2 separate regions of the Mus musculus genome follow, and region 2 is linked to region 1. The links are chromatin loops, found by intact Hi-C in ENCODE. Cell type or tissue: left cerebral cortex. All regions are shown on one strand. Each heading gives the region's core, and the rest is flanking DNA. Links, peaks and the distances in the headings are about the cores only.

Region 1 (5,252 bases), core at 1,481-3,980:
AATTCATTCATTCCAGGACAGCCTTGCTTTACCTGGCAGTTAGAAGACCTGGAAAGTATAGCAGTGGGCAGCTCAGAACAGCTCTTGTGCTAAGAAATCTGAATCTGATGTTGAAAACAAGGGGTGCCCATGAGGGAGCCCTGAGGGGGTCCTAGAAGGAAGAGAGGTTGCTAAGCTCTGCATTGTAGTAAGTCATGTCCTTCATGGGGAGGTCTGGAAGACTGTGTACCTGGGAGAGAAGATGTATGTCACATTGATGGGGACACTAGCCACTCCTGTCCTTTGTGTGTGTGTGGGGGGGGGGGGGCTGTGACCTAAAATCCAAAGGTGGTGGAACTTGGAAGGGGAAACAGCATAGGAGAGATGGAGGAGCTATAAACACTGCCCTGATTTCGAATAAACAAGTCAGGGTTGTCTTTCCGTACAGTAAAGATCTAGGTGAGAGATTTGAGTTATATGTAAGGCATGGGTAGGAAGTAGCCATGATGTTCAATGAGTCCGACAGCAGGAGTGGAGTGTGCAGTGAAAATCAGGCAACTTAGAGCTAGGGCCATACTAGGGCTGAGCTCTGAGTACCCCTAGCATCTAGGCAGGACTGGAAGCAAATGAGTACAAAGAAGTTTCAAGGAAGCGCCAGAGAAAGTGTTGCCACAGGATAAAGGCGGGAGGCTGGTCCCTGGAATGCTTCCCACTTGGTACCTGGGCAGTGCAGAAAATACAGACTTGATGTCTTCATTTCTTTTCCTGACTGGTGTAGTTCAATTCTCTTGACAAAAGCAACTTCAGGGAGAAGTCTGTTTGGCCTCACAGTTGTGGGTACAGTCTAGCACAACTGGGCAATCAAGGCAGCAGGAGTTCCAGATAGCTGACACCTTACTCCTATAGTCAGAAGAGAAGACCAAAGAATGCAAGCCTCTGCTCTCTGCTCAGTCCCCTTTCTCAGTCTATACAGTTTAGAATCCTATTCACCACGACCAGTGTTCCCACTTCCAGTAATCAAGATGGTCCCCTACAGGCATAGTCCCCTTTATCCAGGTCATTCTAGATTCTGTTGAGAAGACAACACCATCATACTTAGCTTAAGCTCAACGCATGTCTGCACCTGCTCAAGGAGAGATCAGACGTCTCTACACAGGGTTGTCTTACAGAGCCCCATGAACGTGAGCATGCGACATTCAGATGTGTCCCTTCTGTGAAGAAAAGAAAAAGCACAAAACTAATCCCTAGCCGCCTTCCCTCTGGGTAGACACCCCACCCCCACCCCCATCCCCGCCCCAGGGTCCACATCTGAGAAGGCGATGGAGCATCTGAAAGCATGGTCCCGTGACGTTTAACTCTGTCTTTTCCTTCTTCCCTGGCTTCTGATAATAACCTAATGGACTGCACTATGGAAAAGCAGCTGTCCCAAGAGACTTCATAAGCTCAGCAAGCAATAAATGGTTTATTCTCTGTTTTGAAGGACAGTGACCATCACCTATAATATCACTGAAAATAAATTCACATGGCTTTTGTTTGAACCCAAGACATGACTTACAACAAAGACATCTAGGCCAAGAAAGAGGCCGGATTGTAAGAGCAGAACTCATGAGGCACTAGAGCTCCAGGCCCATACCCAGTGCTCCCACTGCTCCTCCTTCTATCTAACTGTGAGGCTTCCTGGGTGGTGGCCAGCATCGCTGCTTGTGGGGGGTGGGGATGGAATGGCCATTGCCCTAGGACCAAACAGGGTCAAAAGGAGACACATCAAACACTCAGAAGAAAAACACCTTCAAAGTCTTTCCTAAGCCAGGTGTCCTCTAGAAATTCCATCATGAAAAGGCTGCCCCTGAGGTTAATAGGGACACCACTGCATCCCAAAGCGAGTCCATCAAGAAGAGAACAAAAGAGAGAGAAGAAAGCCTGGTTGAACATGGAGGCCTTTCAAGTTACCGCCAGGCAGGTTCAAGAGCAAAGTGTAGCCCGTCAGACAGGCACTCTGCTCCTCTATAAAGAGCACGGGTTTATCCACGCCCTACGACATGAATGAAATGAGTTTTCAGGGCTGCCAACCCTCTGGTTAGGGTTCTGCACTAGTACGTTTCTTCCACAATAAAAGAGCAAGGGATGACAGCCAAGGTTATGGCTGTGTCTGAAGTGTAAGGATTGTCAATAATGGATGCAAAACAACTGGGTGAGTACATTTTTGTAGCAAGCTGTTTCCAACCATAGCTTTCAATGGCTGGGCCACATTTTTTCTGATCAGTGTTTCACAAATCGGAATTCTAACGTTACTATTTTGCTAAACTGTCTGCTCAGCTGTCCCACTACTGTTTATAGAATAATGTTTTCTCCCTATGGATTCTCTAGCACAACCATGACAGCACACTCAATTCTTACCAGTGAAGGAGAGGTACAAGGTGCCTTCTCAAAGACACATGAGATCTGGCCTTGTGTGGGTGACATCCTGAACTCCCACATTTTGGGGTTATTCACTGGCTGATTCTGGGCAAATCCTGAAGCCTATTTGAGCCTTGGACATAGTATGTCTAAAACAATAAGAAATAAGAAAGTGAACATACTGCATTTCTGGTACTGTGCCTGGCATGTGGTAAGACTCTGCACATGAAACCATGACTATTTTTAACAGCTCTTGGAATCTTCCTATCCTTTCAGACAGCATTTTGTCTACATGGCCAAGTGGGACAAAAACTGTCAGCTGGAATAACATAGATGCGGCTCTTGGGGTATAATGTTTCATAAAGGGAAAAAGACCACTTAGTCTGAAGGGCAAAATATGCATACACATACACATTTTTAACGATGCTTTGTATTTGGAAATGTTGTAATCTAAATTCTGTAGAAAAAAAATGATAGAAAGTAATCCTAAGCAAAATCTGGTTGGGTGTGGTTTTTTGGTTTTTGTTTTTCTTAAAGAATTTGGACACCATCTGCCTGGGTACCAAAAAGCATCAAAGAGGGATTTTATCCCATTGTGGATAGAATGTTAAAGTATTTAGAGAAGACTATTTAAAACAATGCATCTCTGAGTCAGAAGACTGTTGAAGATGCTGTGTGAAGTCATGCCCCACATTTCTTCCTATAGCAAGCTTCCTCCAAGGTGTGCTCTTGGGTGACATTTTTCATGTGTCTTCTAAGGAAGAGAAAGCCTGTTCGGGGCTACCCAGTAAACTAGGCAGAAGGTAATGAGTACACCCTGAAAACCCACAATAGTCTATCCAGTAAGAAAGAAGCAGCTACCACTGGCAAATACTGACGGAGGCTGATGGCATACTGCTCAGTTTCTGTCACCTTGACACAAGCTACAGTCATTTAAGAAAGGGAACCATACCTCAAATGCTTCCATTCTTGATTAATGATTGATATGGGAGAGCCCAGCCCACTGTGGGCAGTACCATGCCTGGGCATGGGTTGCATATGAAAGCAGGCAGAGCAAGCCATGGAGAGCAAGCCAGTGAGCAGCTTTCCTCCATGGCCACTGCTTCAGTTTCTGCCTCCAGGTTCCTGCTACATCCATGGAGGTGGTCTCTAAGCTGTAAGCCAAGTAAGTGCTTTCCTCCCCAAGTTGCCTTTGGTCATGCTGCTCATCACAGTAATAAAAAGTAAACTAACACAGGTCATGACTGAGAAATGCTGTTGCAAGGTAGTCCAACAAGAATTCTTGAATAGAAATAAGACAGATTAAAGTAGGACAGAGAACAGGGTGAAAAGAAAGAGATGACTAATATAGGTGAGGCTTTGAGAGCAGTTGCAAAGTAATGTGAAGAAATAATAGAATAAGCTGTGGGAGTATGGAATTAAGGGTTTCTTAAGAGTGAAGTGAGATTAAGTGACTATATATATACATGATAGTGGATGTGTGTGAGCCAGAAGATAGAAGTAATTCAGAGCTGGGCTCTTCAACTAGGTTTCTGGGTTCAAATCCTGAGATCCTCACTTACCATGTGGCTCTGATCACAGTTTTGCCTTCTCTGGGCTTCAACTTCTTCTTGTGTAGAAATGGATGTTCATTCCTTCTGCATAGGGCTGTAGCAAGGCAACTGTGAATGAAGTAAGGTAAGATGTGTGGAAGAGAGCCTGACATACATCTGCTCTATGATACATATCAGGAGGATGTAGCTAGTGCAAACTGTTCAGTTCATAGAAGAGGGAAGACAATAGTGGATACAATAGCCTCAAGGAAGAAGGGGGTGCAATTCAGTGTATAGATGGAGGCACTGGTTTTGGATAAGGAGACATCTGGTTCCTCTGTTGTAACAAGAGAAAGGTGGGAGGTTGAGTACTTCTATTAACAAATATTAATTGAACCCCAGATGCAATGTGCCCAACACTACAGGAGGGTGACAATACGAAGGCAGACACATGCTTCCCTCACAGAGTTAACGCTGTAGTGCAAGATGGTACCTTTAATAAATGAGTATGGTGATTAAAAGATAAAGAGGTGGAGAGTGAGGAGAACCACAGTAGGAATACAAGGGAACGTAGGTGCTATTTTTAATGATTGTCGGAAAAGGGCTTGCTACACAGATGACATTTGCACAAAGATTTAAAAAGGGGGAAGCATTCCATGGGGATCTCTCTGGAGCAAACATCCCAGGTGAAGTACAGCTAGCACACAGCACCAGGTCCAGAGCATGCCTGTGGATGCAGGTGGAAAAGCATGGGAGTATTGTCTGGTTTCTCCATCCTTCATCCCCAAGACCTGCTCTAGGAGGCTGAGACTTCTCTAGAGAAGAGAGACACCTAAAACTCTTTTAACTCATATCTTCATTCTCCAGACCTCCCTAGAACACACTGGATGTATATAAAGTATGCCTCTCATGGCAATACCGGCATGAGCAGGGCCCCAGAGGCATATTTGCCATGGTCTATGCTGGGGACACTGTGAACTGAGTGTAGAAAGCACTTTGCTGCAAAAAGGTGAGAACAGGAAAGCAGGGCTCAAGGCCTTGTACAGAATAGGAATGAGTGATCTCAGAAGAGACTTTGTAAGCACAGACACTCTTGCTTGCTCTTGATGCTGTGACCATATATATGGGGAAAAAGAAACAACTTGAGGAAGGTAGGGTTTCTTTGGGCTCACAGTTTAGTGGGAGCACAGCCATTTATGGTGGGAAGGCTTGGGGACAGGAGCAGGAAGCCGCTGGTCACATTGCCTTCTCTGCCAGGAAGCAGACAGAAGTGAGGATAGACTATAAAACCACAAGGCACTCTTCCTAGTAACCCACTTTCACCCCTGAGGCTCCACCTCCCAG
Region 2 (5,252 bases), core at 1,209-3,708, 71 kb after region 1:
GTTAAAATAGAAACGGTTCCTAAAGGTGAATACATTTAGAGGTGTCCTTTCACATCCTTACTGCTTTTGGGTCTTTGTGTGAGCACTAGGGTTGTAGTTTATTGGTAGAGCACTGCCCAGCATGTGAGAGGCTCTGGGTTTCAGTCTTCACACCACAAATAAGCAAGCCTTCTGTGAGGACGTGGAGAGGAGGGGGAGGCTCAGTTTTCCTCTATCCTGTGCCCCACTCTCTCTGCTCTCTGTAGCCTCCCCCAAGCCCTCTCGTGGCAGATGGTTGCTCCAGCTGATCATCTCCTGTGTTAGTCCCTGAGGACCACAGCTCACCCTCCAGCTACTCTCTGATAGGGCCTCATTACTTTTCCAGCTGCACATCTTGGCCAAACATCCTTCTGAGACATCTCCAGGTCAATTCTCTTCCTTCGGTCTATTTGAATCATTGGAAATTCGTAGCATTGCTTTCCGGCACTCCCAGTTCCCTGAGCCCCAGTGCCTGAGAACCTGTGCCTATCTCAGATATGGCTCAGACCTCAGTGTGCTTGCTGTGCCCCTCCGACTCCAGGGAAGTTTCTCCGTCTGCCTCCTGTTTCCTACAGTGTGTCTATGGAAGGTGCAGGTCAATCACACCACACACTAAGCTGCCCACCAGCAAATCCTTTGTCTCTTGAATATCCAAACTCAATTTCCTTACACCTAAGAAATAACTGATGGACTAAGGGTCAGGACCCTGTCTTAGGTCAATCTGCACAGATGTTGGGCTCCAGAGGTTGGAATGTGAGGGCTCACAGCTGTCCTTCCTTTGTCCTTGTGCTTTCTCATCTCTGCTAAAAGAGACTCGGACAATCCACTTGCACCCTTCAGTCATGGGTAACTACATGGGGAGCTGTTTGGAAGCCCACGTAACCAGGCTCAGGCACTCTCAGAGATCTAGATTTCCTGAAACTCAGTCTCCAGGGTCCTGGATCATAGATATTTGCTAACGCCAAAGTCACAGTTGGAGCTTCTGGAGACATAAACACCTAGAAGGCATGGCTCTCATCTGGGCAGTCCCAAACAAGGTAAAATTCTGTATCTGTCCCCTTCCCTCTGGTTTACAATTACATCAAATTAAAAGCTCCAGGTTCAAACATTATGAACTAACCAGTACCCTGGATCTCTTGACTCTAGCTGCATATGTATCAAAAGATGGCCTAGTCGGCCATCACTGGAAAGAGAGGCCCATTGAACTTGCAAACTTTATATGCCCCAGTACAGGGGAACGCCAGGGCCAAAAAGTGGGAGTGGGTGGGTAGGGGGGTGGGGGGTAGGGTATGGCGAACTTTTGGGATAGCATTGGAAATGTAAATGAGGAAAATACCTAATAAAAATATTTTTAAAAACAGTTCCAGGTTCAAAGCATCTGTGCTTCCATGACCTCCAGTGGTCCGGGGCTAGCACTAACTGAGCCGTTGCTAAGAAGGAAAACTTCACTGCCTCAAGCAGGTGGAAAAGAACGTGTACAGAGATTTAATGCTGTAACACGTGGCAAGGCTGAGGTGCCCTTCCTTAGTCATTAGTAGCACACAGGTTTGTGGGAACCCATTGAATTTTGGTTACAAAATGTTGTTGCTCTGAGGGACATCTCCGTCTGAACATGTAGTCAGCACAGGTAATGCTGGGTCAGCAGCATCTAGTCCATGCCACCACCGAGCCCCCACCCCACCTCCGCCCCCTGCCATAATGTCCTACAGCGTGAGATAGGATGAGAGACAGATCTGTAGCCATCACCAGGCCTCCTTTATTCCCTTATTTTATATGTAAGGAATGTCCCTCCATTTCTCGAGGTCATGAAGCTATTTAACAGTGGAGAAAGGCCAGACTCCTGGTTCAGGGCTCTTTCAGCCTTCTCACCCTGGATGAGAGAAAGGACGTCCTTACTTCTCAATAACCTTTGGTCCATCTTTCCCTAGAAACCCTGAAGCCTCTATTCCAGTTGGCCAATGAAGTCCATATTGGCTCCTCTCTTCTGGACAACAGTCCCTTTATTCCTTCCTAAGCTCCTCGCAGGAAGCATTAGGTTAGATACAAATGCTTTTGCATGGACCAGACCCTTAATTCACTATTTCTAGAGTCTCCTGATATTTGCACAAAGTGCTTACAAGCAAAAAGGCCTAACCAATTCCTGGAAACATGGAAATGGAATCTTTCCAAGTGTTGTACCATGGAAGCACCAGATAGGATCGAGTGTGTGGATGTCTCTGTGTGTAAAAGGGCAAGGGAAAACAAAACACACTCCTTCCAATGTTCCGCGTGTTTCTGGCTCCGTTTTGAATGAATTGCTTACTTCCATGCAGAATGGAAAAAGCTCTTGGGTTAGAGGTGACCGTGAAGGCGGATGGGAAGAAACGGTGCTTTCTATCCTTGGATTGCATATTGCCGTTCCATATGGAGCTTGAGCCAAAACATATGGTGTTCCATCTGCAAGACTGAGCTGGCTGGGTCTCATGAATGGCTTTTAATGCAAGTAGATTCAGCCCGATTTGGTCTGCCTCCAAAGGAAAAGAAAAGCTAGTGATTCAAATATTGTGTAAAACCATTGAAATTAATGGCACAAAACAAGACTCATCTGTATTCTGCCTAATTTAAAAGATGTCTGTGTGGTGTAAAGTAATGAATTAGTTACGGGGGTGGGGGGGGTGTTTGGACTGAGCATTCGATAGGCTCCTTGAGAGAACAAAATGCCTTTTTCCACTTCTTTCAAGCCACTCTCTGTTAAGTTATTTGGAACCATTCTCCCAGGAAATCCACTAAGCATTTTGCCTTCTCTAATGAGCCAGGCTTCGAGAGGTTCACAACACCAGGCACAGCTGGTGCCTCCTTCCTGCCCCATCCCGTCAATGATTAGAGGGGAAAGCAAGAAGATGTTCTTTTTTAAAACTTACCTAATGTAGTCATCATGTGGGTAGGGAAGCAGTTCATGCCCTTGCAGAAAACCATAAACCCCTGAAGACCCCCTGTCATCTCAGACCTGGCCCGTCCTGAACGAAGTGAGGGTGTGATCTTGAGAGTTCATCGTTGAGTGACTGTAGTGTAAAGGCTTCAGTGTAACATGTTACGATGACATGTCATGTGCGGCTGCAACTTACCAGGCTGCTGAACTACACTGTGAAGATAACTACATTCACTAATGAAGAGCGATGACCGTGGCGGCTGTGGTAACTTAACACAGTGAGACCCTGCTCTACACATGAAGTGTCCCAGTTCCATTCTTGTGGTGTCCTTAGCAGTTAAACACTGTGCACTCCACTTTATTGGAGAAGTTGCTGAAATTGCAAGTTGTCAAACCTCACAGAGCTAGGCGGGGTATGGACTCTGATGGGTCTGCCCCAAAGCCCGTGCTGAGACTGACAGGGAAAGGGTGGCTAGGCTTCCCTGAAGCATGGCCTCTATAACTGCCACATCTCTCAGGACAGGCTGGGCTATTGTGAGACTTACTAGTGAGCCCAAATAGATTGACAGAAAACAGCTACTCCACAGCCTTACTCAAAGCAGAAGATAGGACCATGCCTCAAACTCCAGTGGCATTAGTCTCAACAGGAGCAGGACCGAAAAGATGGTCTTCACATTGCTTCCTTAATGATTTGGCTAAGACTCAGACCAACATATAAGTGTCCTAAAACTCAACACCAAGACAGAGTGCAAAATACCCCAACCTTCCAATCTTCCCTAGGGTGAAGGCTGCTGCTTCTTAGGGCCCATCATTAATTGTTTAGTCACTTGGTGTTTAGATCTACTTCAGCAACCTTCCTCCACAAATAAAACTGGCAGAATCCCTCCGTGTGAAAGGGGTGGCAGTCTCCTATCTTTCCTCTTCTCCTGAAAACAAATACTTAAGAATCTAGGGAAATCGGGGCTCCTACCATCATTATTGGAAATCCACTATTTTAGAGCCCTCTTCACCTAACATCTGCAAAGATTCTGGTAGGCTCAGTCATGGCTACATATTCCTCTGCTTCTTGTTAGAAAGCAGAGCTGTTTTGGAAAACTACCATGCCTGTCATTAAAAATGATCTTTACAAGGGCACACATTAAATGATATATAACTTCCAGGAGTGGAAGGAAGCCTAGCCCTGCATCACTTCTAAGAGGCAGGACTGTGGGAACCTTTGGCTGGGCATGGCCTTCTGTAGTGTAAAGGCAAGGAGATCATGCCTCGCTCACTGCTGAATTTGAAGGAGGTTGTGGCAAACACTGCATGCTTTTAATGTGCTGCTTTCTAGGCAGGGTGGAAAGTCGAAGGGTATTAAAGGATGAGTTAGTTTTCTAGTGTTCATTCTCGGGGAAATAATAAACCAGAGGGGCTGGAGAAATGGCTCAGTCAGTAAAATTCTTGCCGCATAAGCATGAGGGCCTCAGTTCTGATCTCCAGACAGATGATTTAACAACGACCTAAAGCTGGACATAGTGGTACAAGCACTAAGTGGTACAATAGGGAGGTGGAGACAGGCTTATTCCTGGTACTCACCAGCCAGGCAGTCTAGATAAATCGAGTCCTACACTGACTGGGGTAACTGGATCTCAAAAACGTGAGGGAGAACAATGAATGGCGACACCTAACTTTACCTTGTGTCCTATGTACAATGTGAATATAAACATGTCACATGCATGAAACAAAGAATAAGCCATGAGAGCTGAGCACGGTGGTACTCAGGAGACCGAAGCAGGAGGACACAAGTTTGAGCTACACAGTGAGACCCTGACTCAAGAATTCCAAAGGAAACACAAAGAACAAAATGTGGATTGCTTGGGAATGTAGAACACTAACTTTCTTGGCTAGAAAATGTGTGTGTGTGTGTGTGTGTGTGTGTGTGTGTGTGTGTGTGTGAGAGAGACACACATTTTGTCACACCATATGAGGCTTAGCACAATTTATTTCGGGTTCCCCTATATCAGACCATGTGTATTGCAGTTCTCCATTGAGGAGTAATTTGTCAGTGCCTGACACTGCGAGAGCCAATGTGGGCGAGTCTCTTAGGCATAGCTAGAAAAATAAAGAAGCAACATGAAGTAGAAGAGACAGTACCAGGCTGAGCCCAGCGAGAGGGCATGGCTGCCCACGCACAGAGCCATCTCTTTCTTTTAAAAGAAAATTTGCTTCAGAAAGCCCACGTCTGTGGCAAATTACCCTATGCTGAGACACTGACCACTGTCTGCTAACTCCCTTCCAGTGATGAGAGGCCAAGCAGTATCCTCTGATGCATGTTCCTTCTGGTCAC

Evidence for each region. Peaks named below come from ENCODE experiments on the same cell type or tissue, not always from the same donor. Only the 100,000 strongest peaks of a DNase experiment are listed, where the experiment ranks them.
Region 2: a loop joins it to region 1, with 8 times the contacts of the local background. A loop is called at or near these places in 2 of 42 quality-filtered maps.

The regions. Positions count from the first base shown.
Region 1 is chr7:73,986,935-73,992,186 of GRCm38, reverse strand. The region is part of intron 1 of St8sia2 (ST8 alpha-N-acetyl-neuraminide alpha-2,8-sialyltransferase 2); the gene reads left to right. Among named protein-coding and RNA genes, the nearest start is that of St8sia2, 24 kb to the left of the region's middle. In left cerebral cortex, for the core only: no CTCF peak of the experiment used is centred there; DNase peaks (open chromatin) are centred at 2,590 and 3,015.
Region 2 is chr7:73,915,387-73,920,638 of GRCm38, reverse strand. No RefSeq gene overlaps it. Among named protein-coding and RNA genes, the nearest start is that of Gm21269, 92 kb to the right of the region's middle. In left cerebral cortex, for the core only: no CTCF peak of the experiment used is centred there; a DNase peak (open chromatin) is centred at 2,436.